Regions from separate parts of the Homo sapiens genome. Here region 2 is linked to region 1. Evidence: read pairs that join two places in POLR2A ChIA-PET (ENCODE). Cell type or tissue: Panc1. All regions are shown on one strand.

What was found. ChIA-PET counts read pairs that join two places held together with the same protein. Peaks named below come from ENCODE experiments on the same cell type or tissue, not always from the same donor. Only the 100,000 strongest peaks of a DNase experiment are listed, where the experiment ranks them.
Region 2: POLR2A ChIA-PET joins it to region 1 with 6 read pairs; 2 of 35 experiments call an interaction of 5 or more read pairs at or near these places.

The regions. Positions count from the first base shown.
Region 1 is chr15:92,895,050-92,900,049 of GRCh38, forward strand. CHASERR (CHD2 adjacent suppressive regulatory RNA) reads left to right here. Exons shown (of 6, transcript NR_037601.1): 6 at 2,675-3,698. Among named protein-coding and RNA genes, the nearest start is that of CHD2, 2.8 kb to the right of the region's middle. In Panc1, CTCF peaks have their summits at 4,692 and 4,909; no DNase peak of the experiment used is centred here; H3K4me3 peaks cover 86 bases; H3K27ac peaks cover 1,797 bases.
Region 2 is chr15:92,642,349-92,647,348 of GRCh38, forward strand. The region is part of intron 1 of FAM174B (family with sequence similarity 174 member B); the gene reads right to left. Among named protein-coding and RNA genes, the nearest start is that of FAM174B, 11 kb to the right of the region's middle. RefSeq lists enhancers at 1,276-2,056, 1,676-1,795, 2,057-2,836. In Panc1, no CTCF peak of the experiment used is centred here; no DNase peak of the experiment used is centred here; H3K27ac peaks cover 3,623 bases.

The DNA of each region.
Region 1 (5,000 bases):
TAGTGAGACCTCCATCTTAAAAAATAATTAAAAATACAATGAAGAGAATACCTCCATGTTCAACTTTATGTTCTTCTGGATGTATGATAATGCGGGAATTTTAAGGGGTAGTAGTTACTCATTGAAGCTTTGTTGCCATTTAAGTTTTTACCTTTGCTGTGGGAATGGTACTCTTAGAACATGCACATTATTTTGAAAAGGAAGTATAAACTAGTGAATATCAAAGGGGAAAAATTTTGTTAACCATTTATATTATGAGCTTGAAGGTTATATGTGAAATACAGAAAAGATCTAGGTTTGTCTGATTATGGAATTCTAGATCAAAACATGTCTTCCATGTCTGCAGTAATTCACAAGTTACTGGAAAGGAACATGTAGAGGGTTTTGATATCTAAACCCTACCCAGTTTTCTGTAGGATCTTGATTTTATTTTAATGCAAGACTGCTGACCCCATGATCCTGTGTGTTCTTCAGAGATACTCTTACTGATGATGTATAAATGAACTTTGATTCAGTAAGGTCAGTTTGTAGGTCTCAAAGTACTTTGGTTATTGTGGTACATCAGAATGATAGCTAGTATTTACTGAGATCTTTCTATATGTCAGGTAATAAAAATCCTATAAAAGTATTCTTTCTACAGCCACAGGAGGTAGGTACTATTTTTATTTTACAGATGAAGAACTGTGGATTTTGTTTCTAAGAAAATTTCCAGGCTCACAGAACTAAGCCTAATTTCTTTTTATTTTTTAGCAAATACAGTTTTTATAAGAATTTGAATTCTATGAAAATAAATGGATTACTCCTAAATCTCTGATGCCTCAGTGAACACTTTTTCCTTATTAACAAAATTCTCACTTTTGGCTTTGGATTGGCTTTGCAGGAGTGCAGATTGATCATAGCTTTTTTCATGTCCTAAGAGTTGTCAGAGTTTTCTCTTGTAGCATTTTTTTCTTTACTTTTTTTTTTTACTATCTTTAAATATATGACTGTAAGAGTATGATAAATATGCTGTTTTCTAATCTCTGCTGTTGTCACATAAACTAATATATTTTGAGTAATTTTGAAATGATATTAATAATGTCATTAGATTTTCTTTGGATTTTTTGAAAAAAATAATGGTTTTAGAAGGAAATCTGGATAAATTTTATCTCTGTCCTGTGTCAGAAAAATATAAAACTTGAGTTTTTTAAATTAAGGTACTAAGATAAATAAATTGCATCTATAGATATTGAAATATGACTGTAATTTGATAATGCATTTTCATTCTCAGTGTCATTGTTCATCATAATAGTATTTACATCACCAACTTCATTTAGAGCTTGAATCTTGTAACAATAGAGATTGAAAATAAATTGGTTTATAATTAACTCTGACAGAGAATGATGTTTTTACTTTTATACTTCTCTATAGAAGTACATGTCCCTTAATTTTAAGGAATGAACAAGTCAGATGGAAGATTTTTACTGAGATCAGGAATGAATTGAGTAATTTAGTTTTCTTTTTAAAGCTGGGGAGAAATGAGCAAAATCAAGGAGAAATATCTTGCTTTTGATATTTATTACTGATGCTGTGACACTCCCTTTAATCAATGTTTTTTAATATGGGTGGCAGTATCTCAGTTAACCAAATAGTTAAGTAAGTAGATTTTTGTATTGTATATAGTAAACAGTATCCTAATTGTTGCCAAGGAGACAAGGAATTACCTAATGGGCAAAAATGCCCTTATATTTATTTACCTCAAATTCAGTCACACTTGACTGTATCTCCACAAATTCAGATGGAGAGCTGGAAAATTTATAGAGAAGACCAGGGTTTAAATCTTGTTTTTTCAAATTATGTTTGGTCATGATGAATCTGAATCATTTATTTAATGATAAAATCATCTGACTTCTCACTTCTCACTTCTCCCTTCAGTTAAAATTATTTAAGTAATGGATTTGTTTTTCTATGAGAGACATTTGGTATTTTGGTAATGAAAGTGTATTATTTTAGTTGCATATAATTTGAAAACAGCATTTTATGGCAAATCTATCAAGCCAGGCAGATACTTTGCATTTTTGATCTTTTTTTTTTTTTTTTTTTTTTGGTGGCTACATCTTTTCTGTATTCTCAGATATGTCGTTAAAGATGGTGCCACCTATAGTGGCCATTTTCGTTATCTAAACAAAACCAACATCTGTTGGATTGAAAAACTATGCTATGATCGACTGCTTTATGTGTGTATGTTTTTTTTTTTTTTCAAATCCCTTAAGATTCTTTTCTATAATTAGTTTTCTTTGAAGAAGCTTGGAAAGTTTTCTGCATTGAGATTTAGAATCCACAGTGTTTCTGTAATTTAGCTTTCCAGGAATTTTGAATTTTAATTTTTGTTTTTACTTTTTATGTACACAGTATAATGATGTTAGTGTTAAATATTAAAAATCTGACTCTTCACTGGGACTTTTTTATAGATACAAATGTATCTGTGGTAGTACAAGGACTTTGTTACTTTGGCGTGCAGTCTTATCAAGGAGTTGTGTGTGTGTTTTGCATACAACTTTACAATTTCATAGTTGAAAGCTGTTACAAAATGAAAGTTTTGTGTATGGTAGGATATCTTCAAGGTGGGTGGATGTTTTCTGTTTAAAAGATTAAGATGCCAACAGCGTTTTTTTCTTTTAATTTTTTCATCAAGCACCCAGTCAGCTTGAAGAGTTTCAAATGGACCCTACCACTGAGAAATCAAGATGGCAGTCTACTATGGGGAATTGAGGAAAAATGGATTAATACAAGAGTCCTGTGATAATATACAACCAAGACAGGGTTCTTTTAACATGGATTCCATGCAGTGAATGAAGACATAGGTTTCTTACCCAACACAAATGGACAGTGGATTTGACTTTCTAAAGACTTTTTTTGTGGACATTTTGACATTTGGAGAAGAAAGATGGCACACTAACCCAGATAATAGTTTTTATGCCTGGAATTTTTTGCAGTTTGATTTGTATGCGTATGACCTCTTGAAATGTTAATTTTTAATAAAATTTGTAACACTTAAAAATTTCTCAGTTTGGGTTTTTTTTTTTAAGTGGAAGTTTAATTAAATGTTTAGTTTTATTTTAGTAATACTTTGGCCTTTGTAGTTGCCGAGTGGTAAAGTGTACTGAATATGAATAAAGCTGGTAAATTGGAAATGGTGTAATCGAAAACATTTTACTTGGTTTATGAAGATTTACGTTTTTCACAAAGTTGTGCTCTTAGATGGTCATTTGGTTTAAATACTGTTTTGTTTGTGCTTTCATGAAACACCTTTCAAAACAACTCAATGGGTAATAATAGAATCTGATTTTAATCTGCCACAAGATTTTAATGAACTTGAAACAAACTGCTTGTTGCTCGAAAATTCAGGATGAGTGATACACATATACTTCTGAATTATTTTGTGTTGATTGAAATGGTTTCTTAAGCTTTTTAATACTATAAATACATCTTGCTATAGAATATTCATCTGAATATTTAAATTAATGTCTCCTATTGTCTTACTATTAGAGGAAGAAGTGTTGGATTTATGGGTTAGGGTCCTTGGAGTATTCACAATTTTTTAAATTTGAAATTATGTGTGTAATCCATTTTATATAACTTTGAAGTAGGATTAATATCTTGTATCGTCTTTATTTTGTACAATTGGGGATTTAGAATAAATGAATTGCACCCTGCCATAGATTACTTACGTTTGATTTTTAAATGCCAGGTTTTCATTTATTACTAATCAACTGATACCAGTTTTGGTAACTATTACAAAGGTGGTAGGCATTATTTTGGTAGACAAAATGAGTTCTTGATTCTGTTTTCCCATTTTACATGAGAAGAATAAATAGTTCAGGTTAAATTGTTTTGTGTTAATCATACTGTTTGTGATTCATGTCAAATACTGCAGCATACACATCCATGGTTAATACACGAGCACCATTTGTTATTGACTGATGTGAGGTGGTTGGTCTTTGTTAAATTCAAAAATGGAATTTTGGATATTGTTCTTGCTACGAAATTTATCTTTGTGTGTAGAGTATGGAATTGAAACAGTTTGGATTATGGATTTTACCTAGATTGGACATTGTTGATTTTGTTTGGTGTAAATCTAAAGTGGATTTCTTCAGTGAGGGAGAGACATGGTTCTGGCAGATTATGTTGAATAAGGAAAGTTGATTGGATTTTTTTGGGTGTGTGAATATGCTTGTCTGAATGGAGTGCTTGGTAGGATATTGTTTCTGGAATTAGTAATTTGTTTCTGTGGATCTCATGGTTTTGATATTTAGGAGAATTTGCTTTGTGACATTACTTTGATAATTTGCAATCACGTATGTCCTATTGTTAATAACATTGTTGAAATGGGTGTATACTTACTTGATTTGAAATATAAGGGAAGTGTTGGGATATGTGTTTTCTGTTGGATTTGGACGTGGAGTTTCTTGGGTTACTGATTTAAAGGTGATCGTGTTTGGACCATACTCTTGAATTTTTGCCTGAATCAGTATGGGAAGTAAATATATTGTGATTATGAGAAGTTTCTTTGGGGGGAGGAGTGTAATATTTTCAAGGTTATATAATGGGTTAAAGAATTTTGTGAAAGAACAAAGAAAAATGGATATTCTTGAATAAAAATTGGTTGCATTAACTTTTGCTCCAGTGCAACTTGAACACTAGGGAGGCGCTCTTGAGTTGTAAAAGTTACCCCTTTCTTCCAGTGGAGATGGAAAATTCCCCCTTAAATTTTGTCTTTAGATTATTTTTAGGCATCATAAAGAAGGAAAAACTTGAATTTATATTATGAAATTAAGGTTTTACTTTTATTTAGCAATCATTTCACCCATTGGGGGATTAATTTTTAAAAAGATTAGTACTTAGCTGAGCTTTAGATTCTCTAAGAATTATCCCTTTTTCAAAATGGCTTGATAAAACACCACTTCCTGTCCAGGGAGGAAGTTATTTTAGCTCAAGGACTGAAATATTTAGCAGATCTT
Region 2 (5,000 bases), 250 kb before region 1:
AAAAACTCATATACTTGTTCAGAGCAGCATTATTCATAATAGCCCCAAAAAGGAAACAACTTAAATACCTGATATGGTTTGGCTGTGTCCCCACCCAAAGCTCATCTTGAATTGTAGTTCCCATAATCCCCATGTGTTGTGAGAGGGACCTTGTGGGAGGTGATTAGATTATGGGGGTGGTTCCCCCATGCTGTTCTCATGATAGTGAGTTCTCACAAGATTTGATGGTTTTATAAGGGGATTTTCCCCAATCCACTTTGCACTTCTCTCTCCTGCCACCATGAGGACATGTTTGCTTCCTCTTCCGCCATGATTATAAGTTCCCTGAGGCCTCTCCTGCCATGCAGGTTTAACTGTGAGGCAATTAAACCTCTTTCCTTCATAAATTTCCCAGTCTCAGGCAGTTCCTTATAGCAGCCCCTGAGAACAGGCTACTACAATATCTATCTATTGATGAATGGGTAAATAAAAGATGGTATACCCATTCGATGGAACATAACGGCAATAAAAAGAAATGACACATGCCACACATAGATGAACCCTGAAAACACTGTACTAAATAAAATAAGCTATTCACAAAAGACCACACATTGTATGGTCCCATGTATATGAAAGACCAGAAAAGGGAAATCTATACACAGAAAGAAAATTCAGAGACACATAGAGATTAACTACTATGGATTCATGGTTTCAGTCTGGAGTGATGAATGTATTCTAAAATTGATTTCAGTGATAGATGCACAACTCTGTAAATATACTAAAAACCATTGAGTTGGACACTTTATTTGTTTTTTTTTTTTAAGAGAGGTGGGGTCTGGCTATGTTGACCAGGCTGGTCCAAACTCCTGGCATCAAGCAATCCTCCCATCTTGGCCCCCAAAGTGCTAGGATTACAGGCATGAGCCACCATGCCTGGCTGGGTTGGACACTTTAAATGAGTGAATATAGTATATAAGTTATATCTCACCAAAGTCATTATAAGAAATAGGGAAGGAATGTGTGTGTGTGTGTGTGTGTGTGTGTGTGTGTATGCATGTATATATTACACTCACTTGCTTCTATATTTATAAAATCTCCCTGGAAAGATTTGACAAGAAATTGACAACACAAAGTGAAGAAAACTGTGTGGCTAAAAGGTAAGAATACTTTTTGCTATATGCTCTTTTGTTCTTTGTGAATTTTGAACCATGTGAATATATGACCTAATTTAAAACCAAGTATATAAATACAATTCAATGTAAATCATTAAAATAAATTTTGAAATGGAGTAAGTCTGTGTCAGGCTGCCCCTCTGGCAGGAGACCCTTCTCCCAGGGCCCACCCATGGCTGACTCCATGTGGCTTTGCCCGGCTATCCTGGTGACTTCAGAACCCAAACTCAGTGACTCAAACCTTTCCTCCACCTGGAGGAAATGGAAATAGTGGGCTGTTTCCATTTTTAAGCCCACTAAAGTAGTTCTGTAGCCCAAGGACCAGCGTTCTGCCAAAACCATATTACTTGTCAATGAACAGCACACGTGAACTCTGACATTTGGAAAAAGTAATCAAGAAAATGAAAATGGATCATGGGAGAGGAAGACTGAAGCACACAGGTGCCGCCAGTGTAGACAGGAGGACTAGCAGGCGACCCTGAGCCAAGCGGTCCCTCCAATGCTCTGAGGACACAGACCTGTTTCGCTTTTACCCTCTGAGCTCTACGCTGCACCTCCTCCTCAGGACATAAGAAGTAACAGAGCTTCCCCCAGAAAACCAGCTACACTTGAAGAAATGAAGAACATGACTCAGAACCCACTCTTCAGCCCTAGCCTCTGCCCCACCCTGTAAGGAAGCAGGTGTTGGAGGCCCCTGGACAATCAACAGGCTAGCCAGGGTCTCACCACCATGGCCTGCCACCAAGACACATTCCCAATAACCAGCCTACCTCCCTTTCTGCCCTGGGCACAGCCCTCTGAGCTCCACCCGACACCTTCCACCTAGAGCATTTTCGACAAGCCACTGAGAGGCAAACACCGGTGTGATAGAAATCTCATCTTACTCCACTGCAGATGGGCCACTTCAGACAAATAAGTCACATGAGGCAAAAGCATTTTCCTCTAGTGCAGCAAGAGCCTCCAGATCTCCAGCAGCCAAGCTCCAACACCATCCAGCTCCGGCAGAACCCTCCCCAACACAGAGGCTGGGGAGACCCTGGATGCACCCTCGCCTCACCCCTGTCCTAGGGCACCCCCTCCCCACCACGCTGCAGCCCCTCAGTTCCAGCACCCAGCACCCAGTCACCAGTCAAGCACCATGGCTCAACATACCAGGTCAATAACTCAAATGCCCCAAGGCCTTGTAGACAAAAGAAACCAGAGCAGCAGGACTGCTGAGACCTAAACAAGGGAACAAACAACAGTGACAAGTGGTGGACAATACTCTGTCTTCAAGTCAAAAAGGCACAAATAGCGGCACCCTGCCCAGCCTAGGTGGAGTGGCAGCCACCAAGCTCCTGCCCGGCTGCCCCGGAACAGAGGTCTTGCACTTCCATGTATCCCCACCTGTCAAAAGAAGGAGGAAATCTAGATTTTTATATAAAGGCTCCTAACTTTTAAGTGTTCTCAACTATCTTAGTTTTTAAAACACTGTGCAGATCAAAAAACAAAACAAATGTCTGTGGGCCACATTTTTCAGCCCCAGGCCATCAGTTTACCATCTCTGACTTGGTTCTCTGACCATGGTTCATTAGGTCCTACGTGCCAAGCATGAGTGATATTTAGTAACTCAGCTCAAAATCATGAGCCCAGAGAGATGTAATGATATGCACGTTCCACTAAATCCTTCCTTATCTCTGTTCACCAACAGTTCAACCATGACTAAGGAGTATTGACCATTATTTATATAATCTAGCTGCTTCCTCTACCTCCTGGGCACCATCCCATTGGGGTTAACCAAGTGTTAGCACTGTTGGTTGACCCCAGGATGGGCATGCAGCACACAGCACAGACCGTGCCCCTGGGGGCTTACGCTTCATAGAGGATCATCCAGCATGGGCCAGACAACCCTGAAGAGCTCAATGACAAGTCTTCAGGTTTTTCTTCATTACACTAAAGTGTTTAGCCTCCATCTGCTCCCCATCCTGTTTCTCTTTCCCTCTCTCAGTCCCTGAGGGATAAATCCAATGCTTACTCTTCCAAGACAAAAGCAGCACACAGTAAATCCGGCAACAGCAAATGCCCCAAGACCTGTTCCTCCAGCTCTCGGGTGTGTTTGCAAAGGGTTGGTTCTGCTTTGTTTTTATATAAGGGGCCAGGGAAGGGAAGTGAGGTTTAAAGCAGAGAAGGTAGCCCCTAGGGGCAGCCCCATGGGGTCAAGGACAGCGGCAAGATGACCCAGAGGGGCCCTTGGTGGACCCAGGGGACCTGACCACCACCTGGAAACTCTGAGGTCACAGTGCTTTGGGGCACATGTCGTAAGGGGCCCTTTCAGTACCACTTATCCCTGCCACCCAGGTAGGGGAGGGTGGGAATGTCAGTCCTCACCACCCACTCCTTCTAGGCAGATGCTCCCAATGCCCCTCCACCCAGCCCCAAGGCCCAGCTGCATGGCTGGAGTTTTCATGAGCAAGTTTCACCTGTGAGTCCTCTTCTTCCTCACCAAACCTATCCCTTTCCCTGCCTGGTCACCCCCTTCACAATGCCCCCCTTCTCTATGCCCTTCAGGACAGCCTGACACTTTCCTCTTTCTCCTCTTCATCCATTCAGGCCTCCAGTCCTCCCAAGTGGTCCTTCCAGCACCTTCCACGGGTCTCCCCAGACATCCTGCACCCCCCACACCAGCCACGTCACTATTCATGCATTCTTGGTAAATCCTTGGTACAACCTGATCTGGACCAACATTTCTAGAGAAGCCCTGTGATTACTTCACTCTTGTATTAAAATCCTCCATTTGCTCCTCTCACCCACTACAAATCTCCTAGTCCTCCAGCTGGAATTGGCTTCCAAAATCCAGCTGCAATGGGAAGGGTGAGGCGGACTCCTCCCCTTCCCCAGCTGCTCATCCTTGAGCAAGACACTTCAACAACTGAGCCTTGGTTTTCTCATCTGTGAAATGGGGATGATAAACCAAAATTGAAATTCTAAGCCCCCCAACCATCTGAATGAACCCCTCCTCTCAGCAAGGCTATTGACAGCAATTTGGAATCTCAGCAGTGCCAAAGCTAACCCGAAAAACTAATTCAGGCCATGATGGGAAGGGTGGGGGGTTGGACATACCTGATTCTACCCTCCTCCCTTTTGGATTTATTGATAGACCCTCTAAGTCTGACAAGAAACATTTACAATCTATTCTCTCCAAAGCCTGCCACCTGGAGGCTTCGCCTGCATAATAAAACCTTGGTCTCCACACCCACTTATCTTAACCCAGACATTTCTAAGTTTTAGACAATAACTTAACTCTTTCAACCAACTGCCAATCAGAAAATCTGTGAATCTACCTATGGCCTGGAAGTTATCCCCCCTTCCACTTATCCTGCCTTTCTGGACCAAACCAATGTACATCTTACATGTATTTGATATCTCATGTCTCCCTAATATGTATAAAACTAAGCTGTACCCCAACCACCTTGGGCACATGTTCTCAGGATCTCCTGAGGGCTGAGTCATGGGCCAGTGGCCACTCATATTTGGCTCAGAATAAATCTCTTTAAATATTTTACAGAGCTTGACTCTTTTTGTCGACAGGACTGACAGTGCACCACTCATAGGAGTGAGGAAAACATATAAAATGCTTATCACAGAGTCCGTTACACAGTAAGGGCTTAATAAATACTAGTTGCTATTATTGTCATCAACATCACAATTTCCAAGTGATTTCACAAACCCTACCCTCAGCAAAGCTTGCTTCACCCATCTGGTCCTGGAAGAACCTCTTCTTCCTCCCATCCTGCCAAGTCCTAATCGTCCTCCTCCTCCACCATGCCTTCCCAGACCATTCTGGTCCCTGACCCATCCTTTCTCAGTTTA